Linked DNA regions of Homo sapiens: region 1 is linked to region 2. The links are chromatin loops, found by intact Hi-C in ENCODE. Cell type or tissue: dorsolateral prefrontal cortex. All regions are shown on one strand. Each heading gives the region's core, and the rest is flanking DNA. Links, peaks and the distances in the headings are about the cores only.

The links. Peaks named below come from ENCODE experiments on the same cell type or tissue, not always from the same donor. Only the 100,000 strongest peaks of a DNase experiment are listed, where the experiment ranks them.
Region 1: a loop joins it to region 2, with 2.3 times the contacts of the local background. A loop is called at or near these places in 3 of 110 quality-filtered maps.

The regions. Positions count from the first base shown.
Region 1 is chr4:114,656,585-114,661,980 of GRCh38, forward strand. All of the region lies in intron 2 of UGT8 (UDP glycosyltransferase 8), which reads left to right. It overlaps MIR577 (microRNA 577), which reads left to right and starts at 175; the gene lies at 175-270. In dorsolateral prefrontal cortex, for the core only: CTCF peaks have their summits at 3,013 (motif pointing left) and 3,214; DNase peaks (open chromatin) are centred at 2,389 and 2,987; H3K4me3 peaks cover 2,783 bases; H3K27ac peaks cover 5,000 bases.
Region 2 is chr4:114,532,016-114,537,411 of GRCh38, forward strand. No RefSeq gene overlaps it. Among named protein-coding and RNA genes, the nearest start is that of UGT8, 64 kb to the right of the region's middle. In dorsolateral prefrontal cortex, for the core only: no CTCF peak of the experiment used is centred there; no DNase peak of the experiment used is centred there; H3K27ac peaks cover 2,809 bases.

The DNA.
Region 1 (5,396 bases), core at 318-5,317, 120 kb after region 2:
CTAGGAGAAGAAAAGTCTTGTGAATAAACTCACATGCTACAAGAAGTGTGGTAGGTGCCCTGTTGAAAGAACAGGTCTCACAGGGGAGAACAATAGAGGAGATACTTTGTTGTGATCTTGGTAAATAACTGTGACCTGAGGGGGAAGTTTCAGGCACCCAAGGCAGGCTGTATTTGGGGGAGTGAAGAGTAGATAAAATATTGGTACCTGATGAATCTGAGGCCAGGTTTCAATACTTTATCTGCTCTTCATTTCCCCATATCTACTTACTGTAGGTACGGCCTCATTAAAAAATATAAACTCTCTGAAGACAGAACATTTTGTTTATTTATTCTTTGATATGTCCCAAGTGTCAGATATGGTACATAGCAGCTGGTCATGGCTATCAAATAATCATTTATCAAATAGTGACCCAGAAATTAGGTGGGTTTCCAAGTCCATTAATCAAATTTCTTTTGTAACGTAAGAAAGATTTAGATATCATTTCCGTAGTGATTTTTTTTTTCTGGTGAGAGTTTCACCTCCGTTTATTATTTTTGTCCTTTTTTTCTATCTCGTGGTTACTTTCCATATCTCCTCAGTACCTTGCCATCATCATATCCTCGGGATGTCCCTGCTGCTTGTGTTCAGTTCCTTGAAGGTCTTAAGAACCTTGAAAATTTAACTTTTCAAAGTCAAATCAGGGTTTCAAATTTTGCTTACTTATTTTAATTGTAACTGTACTGGCAAAATTAATCAAGCTCACAATGAAGAAAAACCGATACTGCAGAATCTCAGTGGAAATGAATACACCCTTCTGGGTGCTTATTTCATTCTCCTGAACTTTCACTGTGTTGAAGGCATCTTTTGAGATTTTAAAAATAGAACCATTGCCTTGACATTGATCTCTCTATTGCTTCTGTAGCGTAATTGTAGTTTATACCCTTCTAGATGATCTGGGAAATCATTTGAGTTTTCTGAAAAACTGAAAACTAGATTTGATGCTGCATGTGAACATTTTTGGTACTACTTTTCATTTATGTATTTTAAACAACTTTATTCTGAAAAGTCCAAAACATAGTGAACAAATACAACTGAGAGAAAATATCTTGGTGCAGAATGACCTTTTTTTTTTTCCTTTTCTCAATGTGGATATCATTTCAGTCCATAATCTGTGTATTACTTATCAGATATCATGGCCAGGGAAGAGAACAGCATAATTTTTAGTTGACAAAGCACTTTTATATATTTAATCTCATTTAATCTCTGCAGTGTGCTTGTAAAGTATCGTAAGTGTTTTTAGAGATGAGGAAGCTGGGCCTCAGAGAGAATAGGTGGCATCATTAAGATCATACAGCAAATTGTGGAATTGGGGTTTGAAGCAAGCCTCTTGCCAAACAAATCAGTGAAAACAATGATTGGTGCATTTTTATTTTGAATGGTGACCTTTATATTTTCAGTGTTGTTTGTTGTTGTTGTTTAATAAGTCTTGGTTAACTATATTAGCAGTAGTCAGAGATCACATTTGATATCCCAAGATTTTTTTAAGAGCATTTGCTATCAAAATGTTCACTATCATTTTACCTACTAAATTTTGCAGAATGAAATTCTTTGCAACCCACCTGACCAAAGCAGAGCATTCTTTGTATCAGAAATATTAAATGGGAAAAGAGGCCTATTGATGTTGGTGTTGGGAATAAGAAAAGGAACTCCAACACCCACCCCCCTCATCTCCCATTATCATCTCTGTGTAGGATTCTCTCACAGTCCAGGCATTCTTTTCCTCAGAATGGATGGGGCCAACAAAGGATGCAGTGTTATAGGTTTCTCTACTGTGCTGGCCCCTTCTCAAGGCTCCCATTCTTGGAGGAGAGAAAAGAGTGGGTTTGGGTTGCAGGCTGGTATCAGGAGAGATCTGGAGTGCAAACATGACAGCCTAGTGTGTCCCCACACCTCAGACCTGTTATCCTCTCTAGAGGTCTAAAAGACTCTGATGTCCTCAGAATCCAGGATAGCAAGGATGGAGGTGGGCTTGCACCGTTCAACTTTTAATTATACTTGCACTGTTTCTGAAGCTCATTTTTTAAGAAGCTACTTACAATTTTCTTGCATTGGGATGTGTTTTACATTGGCCACAATGAATAAAAAAAAATTGTTTATTTTCGGATAGGGGGATGAGTATATTTTTAAGAAGGCATTACCCAATGAGTGTCTTCTTTAAAAGTTTCAAGATCTTGCTTTCCACTTCTTTGAATATTTTTTCACCATCTTCCATTGTTTGACATCCCTAATATCAAAACATTACCTGAAAATAATGAAAATTTTATACTTTGGGAGTAGTTGCTCCCCGAGTCTGACTCTGGTACATTGCTTAGCTTCTGTTCTGCCCCATCTCCAGCCTCACAGAGCCAGGCTGCTTTACCGGCTTAAGCTGGACAGTACCACATGGAGGGACATGGGAGGACAACAAGCCCCTCACTACATTCTTCCTGTGGTCCAGTCAAGGCATTTGGTATATAATTACTCTAGGATAAGAAATCTGGCAATACTAGAAACAAATCAGTGTCTATCCGGATCACGATCATTAAAATAAATGCAAATACTTAACATATAGCATCTGATTATAGGAAATAGAATGTATATTATCCATATTTCCTTATTATGCTACCTTTTCCCATAAAAGACTTCAAACAGATGACTTAATCCTACAAGAAGATAAAATGATTATTTTTATTGTAAGGTTGTCTTTTCAAAAGACATAGAAAATTACTTTATAGCTATAAACAAAATTACTTTATAGATATCTGTTACTTAAGTTGCATAGGAATGGAATTATTCATTCTGATATAGTGAGGGGAGTGCCTATGAGTGTTGCTGATTTCTGGTTCAGTATTTGGTCCCTTATTGTGATCATTTTCTTTTCAATTTGAAGATGTCAGTTTTTCCCCTATACCCATAGAAGTAGTCCGGGATTGGGCATGTAAGCAGGTTGAGCCCAGATGTCGCTCCATTCCTGTCCTGCCATCTAGTGGAGAAATGTGCATGCAGTGCTGGTCTACGTACAAGACGATGCAATTTCTAAATTCCTGTATTGAGTGAAATGGAAGGCTTATTCTGTACCTTATCCACAAATATTCATAACTTACTTAAGAAGTAGTAGTACTGGTAGTAAATGGCCATTGATGAGTTACCAAAAAAGATGGGTCCTTAAAAATATGCTAAGTATAAGAGTAACAGAATCCCCAAAATGAAAAGTAATAAAATCTAACATTGCAAATATAAAAATGTAAAATAAAACTCTTTGGTATTGGCACAGAGATGGATAGATCATTGGAACAGAATAGAATTCAGAAACAGACTGTGAGGGTGGCATTTCAAATAATTGAGATGATGAGATATTAAATAACTAATGTTGACAAGACTGGCTAACCATTTGGTTAAAAATAAAGATGGATGTCACTGTTACTCTTTCCTTCAGAATAAATTCTCATTGGATAAAAGATTAAAACATTAAAGAAATGATGCTGTAAAATTATGAAAAGAAAATATGGACCATTTCAAAGATAATCTTGAAGTGAGAAAAGCTTGCTAATAACAGTAAACCCAGAGGCCATTTAAAAAAAGACATTTATCCTTCCAGCAAACAAACAAAAACAGTTATAAGAAAATTACAAAAAAATAATATCTAAAGGGTAAATTCTAGGTTCTATTCTTTAAAATGAATTAAATATTAATGAAATATTAAATATCGACAGAGTCGATATAGACAATATGAAAACAGACTATATAGACAATATGAAAACAATTTGAATTTGTTTCTCTGATTATTCATGTGAAACAAAGGTTCTTTTCATGTTTATGCCATTAAGTTGTCTTCTGTGAATTGGGTGCTTTCTGGTTTTCTGGTGGTGTTTGTGGTTTTATTCCCCCTATTTTATTTTAGTGTTAATCCTTTATTATGTGTATTGTAATATTTCTGCCAGTCTATTAATTATTTTGTTGATTTTTAAAATGTCTTTTTAAAATTATAATTCAGTTTAACTTTTAGGCTGGGCGTGGTGGCTTGTGCTTGTAATCACAGCACTTTGGGAGGCCAAGACGGGCAGATCACGAGGTCAGGAGATCAAGACCATCCTGGCTAACACGGTGAAACCCCATCTCTAGTAAAAATACAAAAAATTAGCCGGGCGTAGTGGGGGCACCTGTAGTCCCAGCTACTCGGGAGGCTGAGCCAGGAGAAAGGCGTGAACCCAGGAGGTGGAGCCTGCAGTAAGCCGAGATCGCACCACTGCACTCCAGCCTGGGTGACTGAGCGAGACTCTGTCTCAAAAAAAAAAAAAAAAAAAATTATAATTCAATTTAACTTTTAATCGCTCTTTGACTTCTACTAGCGGAGGGATAGAACCTCATATTTTTTTCTTCAATCAGTAGCTGATTGTCTCTGTCATCATGTTCCATTGTCCCCATTTATTCAGATTTCCTTCCTTCTTTGTCCTTTAGAAAAGTTTTCATGTTTTCTTCATGTATATTTGGTATATTTGGTATATTTCTGTTAGGTTTATTTGTAGGTCTTTATGAATTTTGTTGCTATTATAAATGAATTATTTAGTCCAGTTTTAAAATTTGGTATTTGACCAGGAGCAGAAGATATTTGACCAGGAGTAGAAGTACTTTTACTTGTAAAAATGTTACATTTCTGGAGTTAGGATTTGTGTGTGTGTGCGTGTGTGTGTGTTGAACACATTTACCATGGAGTTTGTTTTCTAAGAGCTGTTATTAAATAAATTTGCTTTTTATAACTGGGTCTTAAATTCCAAAAAATCCTGTATGTTTATATATGGCTAAGATATCCTGAGGGCCTCCCAAACCACTGGACGATATCAGTATTCTTATCGTGAAGTTCCAATTTCAAAGTTTTGCCGTGAGTTCAGCAAATTTAAGATTGCTTCAACTTCTGGCTCTTGCATCTGTTCATGACTCCAGAACCACCTGCTTGTCAACCGAATCCAAAATCCAACCCCTTCAATGTTCTCATAAAGCATCCATCACACCAAATGTTCTGTGAATTTAGGCTGAAGATTAGAGATCATGGGGAGGGGTTACATTGAGGGACAGTAAGGCATCCACTTGCTCACTGTCTCTGCTCCAGCCTTTCATCTCTAACTCAGGAAATAGGAGTTTGCATGTCACCTTGGTTCCCACTCTTCCTTCTAAGCCAAGTGGAATAATATCTTCTAAAAGTACTGAGATTTTTTCCTGAAGGAAACATGATGAATATAATTTTTTCTACTCTTTCACGTATCAGTAAAGGCTATATATGGTGCTTACATACACCATGTGTATTCATATGATTTTACCGTGTAGCATTTATGTTTAAGTACATCTAACTTAGGACTGTACATAAAATTTTAAATCAT
Region 2 (5,396 bases), core at 208-5,207:
AGGATGGTTCAACATATGCAAATCAAAAATATCATACACTTTTTTTGTGATGCACTACATTAAAAGAAAGAAGGATAAAAATCATATTAATAGATGCAGAGAAAACATTTGACAAAATTCAACAATCCTTCATGAAAAAAACTCCCAGCAAACTAGATACAGAAGATTTGTAGCTAAATGCCATAAAGGTCAAAAATCACAACCAACCTCATATTCCATGTTGAAAGGTTAGAAGACTTTTTTCTAAGATCAAAACAAGTCAAGGATGCCCACTATCTCACTCTCACCACTTCTATTCAACTGGATATCCTAGTCAGAGTAATTAGGCAAGAAAAAAAAAAAAGAAACGCATGTAATTAAGAAAGAAAGTAAATAATCTCTGTTTGCAGATGACATTATATTACATATATAGAAAACCCTCAGAAGTCTATGAAAAACTGTTAGAACTATCAAATTAATGACGTTTCAGGATACAAAATTGATATATACAAAAATCAGTTGCATTTCTACACTATCAACAATGCTTTGAAGAATAAATTAGAAAACAATTCCCTTTACAATGGCATAAAACAGAATAAAAGACTCAGAAATAAATTTAACAAAACGTTGATATTTCTGTAATTAAGAGCTATGAAACATTAATAAAAGAAATTTAAGATGACACGAATAAATAAAAAGATATTCCATGTTGATGAATTGGAAGAATCAATAGTCTCAAAATGTCCATACTACCCAAATTGATCTATATATTCAATGCAAACCCTATCAAAATTAAAATGGCATTTTTACAGAAATTTTTTTAATTTAAAAATTCATATGCAGCACAAAGGATCCTAAACAGCTAAAGCAATCTTCAGCAAGTAGAACCAAGCTGGAGGCATCAATATTATACATCCTGATTTCAAATTACATTACAAAGCCATAGTAATCAAAATAATATGGCAATGGTCATGTATGTACATATATATATATATATACACACTATATATATATGTGTGTGTGTGTGTATATATATATATATATATATATATATATATATATATATATATATACTAATCTTGAACTAATCCTCAAGAAAGGCACCAATAATACACAATAAAATAAAGGATAGCCTCTTCAATAAATGGTGTTGGGAAAACTGGATATCTGCATGCAAAAAATAAAACTGGGTCCTTCTCTTACACCACATACAAAATAAACTAAAATGCATTAAACATTTAAAATTAATGTCTTAAACTGTAAAACTAGATTTAAACAAAGGAGAAAAACTCCATGACATTGATTTTAGCAATTACTTTTGTATATGACATCCCAAAGTACAGGCAACCAAAGCAAAATAAACAAGTGGGACTTGTATCAAATTTAAAAGTTTTAGCATAGTGAAGGAAACAATCAACTAAATGAAATTCCAACCTACTAATGGGAAAAATATTTGCAGACCATATATCTGATAAGGGGTTAACATCCAAAACATAAGAAACGCATGCAGCTTAATAACGAAAAAGCCAAACAACTCAATTAAAAATGGGCAAAGAAGTTGAATAGATGTTTTTCCAAAGAAGAAATACAAATGATCAACAGGTACATGAATAGGTACTCAACATCACTAATCATCAGGGAAATAAATATCAAAACTACAATGAGATATCACATCACACCTGTTAGGATAGCTATTACCAAAAAGTCAAAAGACAAGTGTTACTGAAGGTGGAGAAAAGGAAATACTTGTGCATTGTTGGTGGGAATGCAAATTGGCACAGCCTTTCTAAAAAACAATATGGAGGGTCCTCAAAAAATTAAAAATAGGGCTACCATATGATCCAGCAATGCTACTTCTGGGCATATATTCAAAGAAAATAAAATCATTATCTCAAAGTGACAGCTGCACTCTTATGTTCATTGCAGCTTTATTTACAATAGCCAAGATATGAAAACAACCTAACTGTCGGTGGATGAATAGATAAAGAAAATACACATGTATACAATGTAAAATTGTTCTGCCTTAAAAAAGAAGGCAAATCTGACATTTGCAACAACATGGATGAACCTGGAGGACATTATGCTAAGTGAAGTAAGCAAAACACAGGAAGAAAAATCCCCCATGGTCTCACTTGTATGTGGAATCTAAAATAGTTAAACTTATAGAAATGGAGAGTAGAGAGTGGTTACCGGGGGGCAAGGGAAATGGGGGAGATGTTGGTGAAAGATTGCAAACTTACAGCTATAAGTAAGTTCTGGTGACCTAGATTATAGCATGGTGACTATAGGTAATAGTGTATTATATATGTGAAGTTTGCTTATAGTAGAACTTAAATATTCTCATCACACACATACACACACAAACACGCGTATGAAGTTATGTGAAATGATGTTATGTTAATTAGCTTAGCTGTAGTAATCATTTTACCATGTATATGTACATAAAAACTTCACATCATACACCTTGAATATATACAATCCTTATTTGTCAATTATACTTCAATAAAAGTGAAAAAAGGTATGTACAATCACGTAAGAATATAAGTGTACCTAAGGTATTATAGGCGTTCAAAAAGGGGACATTTAATACAGACTGTAGGTGCCAGAGTTTTCCACAGCAGGCAACTTTCATTGAGTTTTGGGTGATAGGGTGCCAGTGATTAGAAATTAGCTAAGCAGAAAAAGTGGGATTCCAGAAACAAACAGAACATGGGCAGATAGATGCATTGTTCATGAGAAGAAAAAAAATTGGCCCAGCAGTTCCAGTATCCCATCAGATGCTCTAACATTTGTAAGATGAGTAGAAAACTAGAATGGGGTCCAAAGACTTATTAGGTGTCCATAGATCCATGGATTGATCATACAATAGTGGAGAATAAAGTCAGTAGAGTGTGGAACTTTCTCACTGTCATTGCTGTTCACTGTTTCCCCTTCTGCCTGTGCCTCACTTCCCTCCATCTCCAGGAACCTCACAGTCTCACACTTCTTTACTCATTTAAATGCCATTCTTTAAAAAGAAAAAAAGTCCCCCTTTAAGACTCTCTGGCATTTTGGAATCACGTCAGGCTATGGAAAACACCAGAGTCAATTTATAGTTGATGTAAATCCACAAGATTTTTACCATGTTGCTTCTGTTCTTTGATATATGGTGATTCTTTATAAGTACCTGATTCTTTCTCATCATGTTGGAAATGTGAGCCCACTCTGACTAAGTTCATATTTAATACAAAACCAACATTTTTTGGTTTTCCTCAGAGATTAAATATTAATGAAAGGAGATGAAGTGGTGCAACAAGAAAAATGTAATTAAAATAGATCCCAACTGGTTTCAACAGCATTAGTAACATGAGAGGAAAAACTGAATACATTTCGTCAAAATACAAAAGTAAAAGTATTTCTAGGACTTGAAAGGTGAGCTAAATGATGAGAACACATGGACACATACAAGTTTACCTATATAATGAATTTGCACATGTACCACTGAACTTAAAAGTTTTTTAAAAGTATTTCTAGGAAAGTACAAACTATTTAAAATCATTAGTTAGTTTTGAACTAAAATCCTTTAAAAATATACAACAAAAAAGGTAGTTTCCAGATGTCCTTTACACTGTTACTGAGAATGTAAAATGTCTTTCATTAATTTGGATTCTTTAAACATTCCTCTATGATCATATTTAAGTGTGAAATTTTACTCCCTATTGTTGTAGATAATCTTTTAGTCAGGTAATGAATAGCACATGGTACAGAAAAACATATACATATACATTTTCATTTCAGCTTTTCTGAAGCCCCATTGTTTATTTCAGGCTGCTTTACTGAGACTCCTTGCACTAAACGCCTCTGGTTGCATTCCACTCAAGACAAAGGCATATTTTAGGGATGTACCTCTGACAAAGAGGTATTTATGGACCAGGAATCAGACTTTGGACAAATGGGCATTTCATTATAACACAGCCTAATTGTTAAAGCTCTTATTGAAAAGAATAAAAATTTCATTAGTCATCACAGGAACTCAGCACAAACTCCTCCTCCTTTTCCCCACAATGCACAGAAAGAATGGCAGCTTTAAGCTTATCATTGAACATTTTGAAGGCTTTGGTCCTTCCTTCCTTTTGTTCCACTTGCACTAAGAAGTATTTTAGTAACAATTGTGAAATAACTGTGGTAATAATTTTAACGAAATTTTATAAATGTAATTGTTAAAAAAAAAAAAAAGCAAAACTCTGCAATCACTGACAAATGAAATTCCAGTTAGGAGCAGCTGGAGGGCCTGTTCTTGCATGTTCAGGGCTCTAGTATAATTTTCTGGGACTATGAAGAATTTATAAGATAATTTTGGGGCTCAACTAAGATAAAGACAAAAGTGATTTACAAATCGTGAAGTTTATATAAATTTAAGGGAGTAAAGTTTGCATGAGTAATTAATATCACCACAACGGTTTTTTATTTCAATGTCTTTTCAGCTTCCAGGAAGCATAGGGATTGATTACTGCCTTAAGTGTAAAAACTGAAATGGTGAAGGACCAAGATACAATCCAGATCACTATCTAGGGATCAGAAATGCTGACATTAATTAGGTGATGATGTTGTAGAAGTCATGTAAACTGTTGGAAGATCAGTGTATTCAAATTTGGAAAAGGTGAAGGTTAGACTAGATGAGGACCATAAACACATGGCAACCAACAGCCCTAACACTTGAGCAACGTTTGCTAACTGATCACAGAAGTGCTTCTGGCTAAGACAGAGTTCATTCTCAGAATCTTGCTCTCATAGAACCCCAATTAGAGCTGGTTGTCTGTGTTTAAACCTATTAAACACACTGAGACTACAGACAATTTTTTAGGGTTTCTTTCTTCCAGATATAAGAAGTGATAGTTGCCGTGATTTATAAATAAATCATATTACTCCTTTGCTCAAAGTCCTCTAGTGGCTCAACTTTTCACTCAGAGTAAAAGTTTAAGTCTTTAATTAGCCCACTATACAATCTCATTTTTCTTGCCCCTCCTTCCTCATCCCTCACCTCTTTTCTTCTCTCACTCAACCTGCCCAATCACACTGGTATACTGTTTATTCATGAAACACACTAAGCATTCCCCTGTCTCAGAAACATCGCAATGACTATTCCCTCTGCCTAGAATGATCTATTTCTAAATATCCGCCTGCTCACTCCCTTATCTCCTTCTAGTCTTTAATAATCTTAACTTTTCAATAGTTTACACAAAACTTAGCAAAATACAACTCATGGGCCAAATCTGGCAACTGCCTCTTTTTGTACAGCTCAAAGGTAAATGTTTTAGTCTATTTAATGTTGCTATAAAAGTATACCGAAGGCTGTTTAATTTTCAAAAAAAAAAAAAGAAAGAAAGAAAAAAGAAAGTTTACTTGGCTCACGATTCTGCCGGCTAGAAGATTGGGCA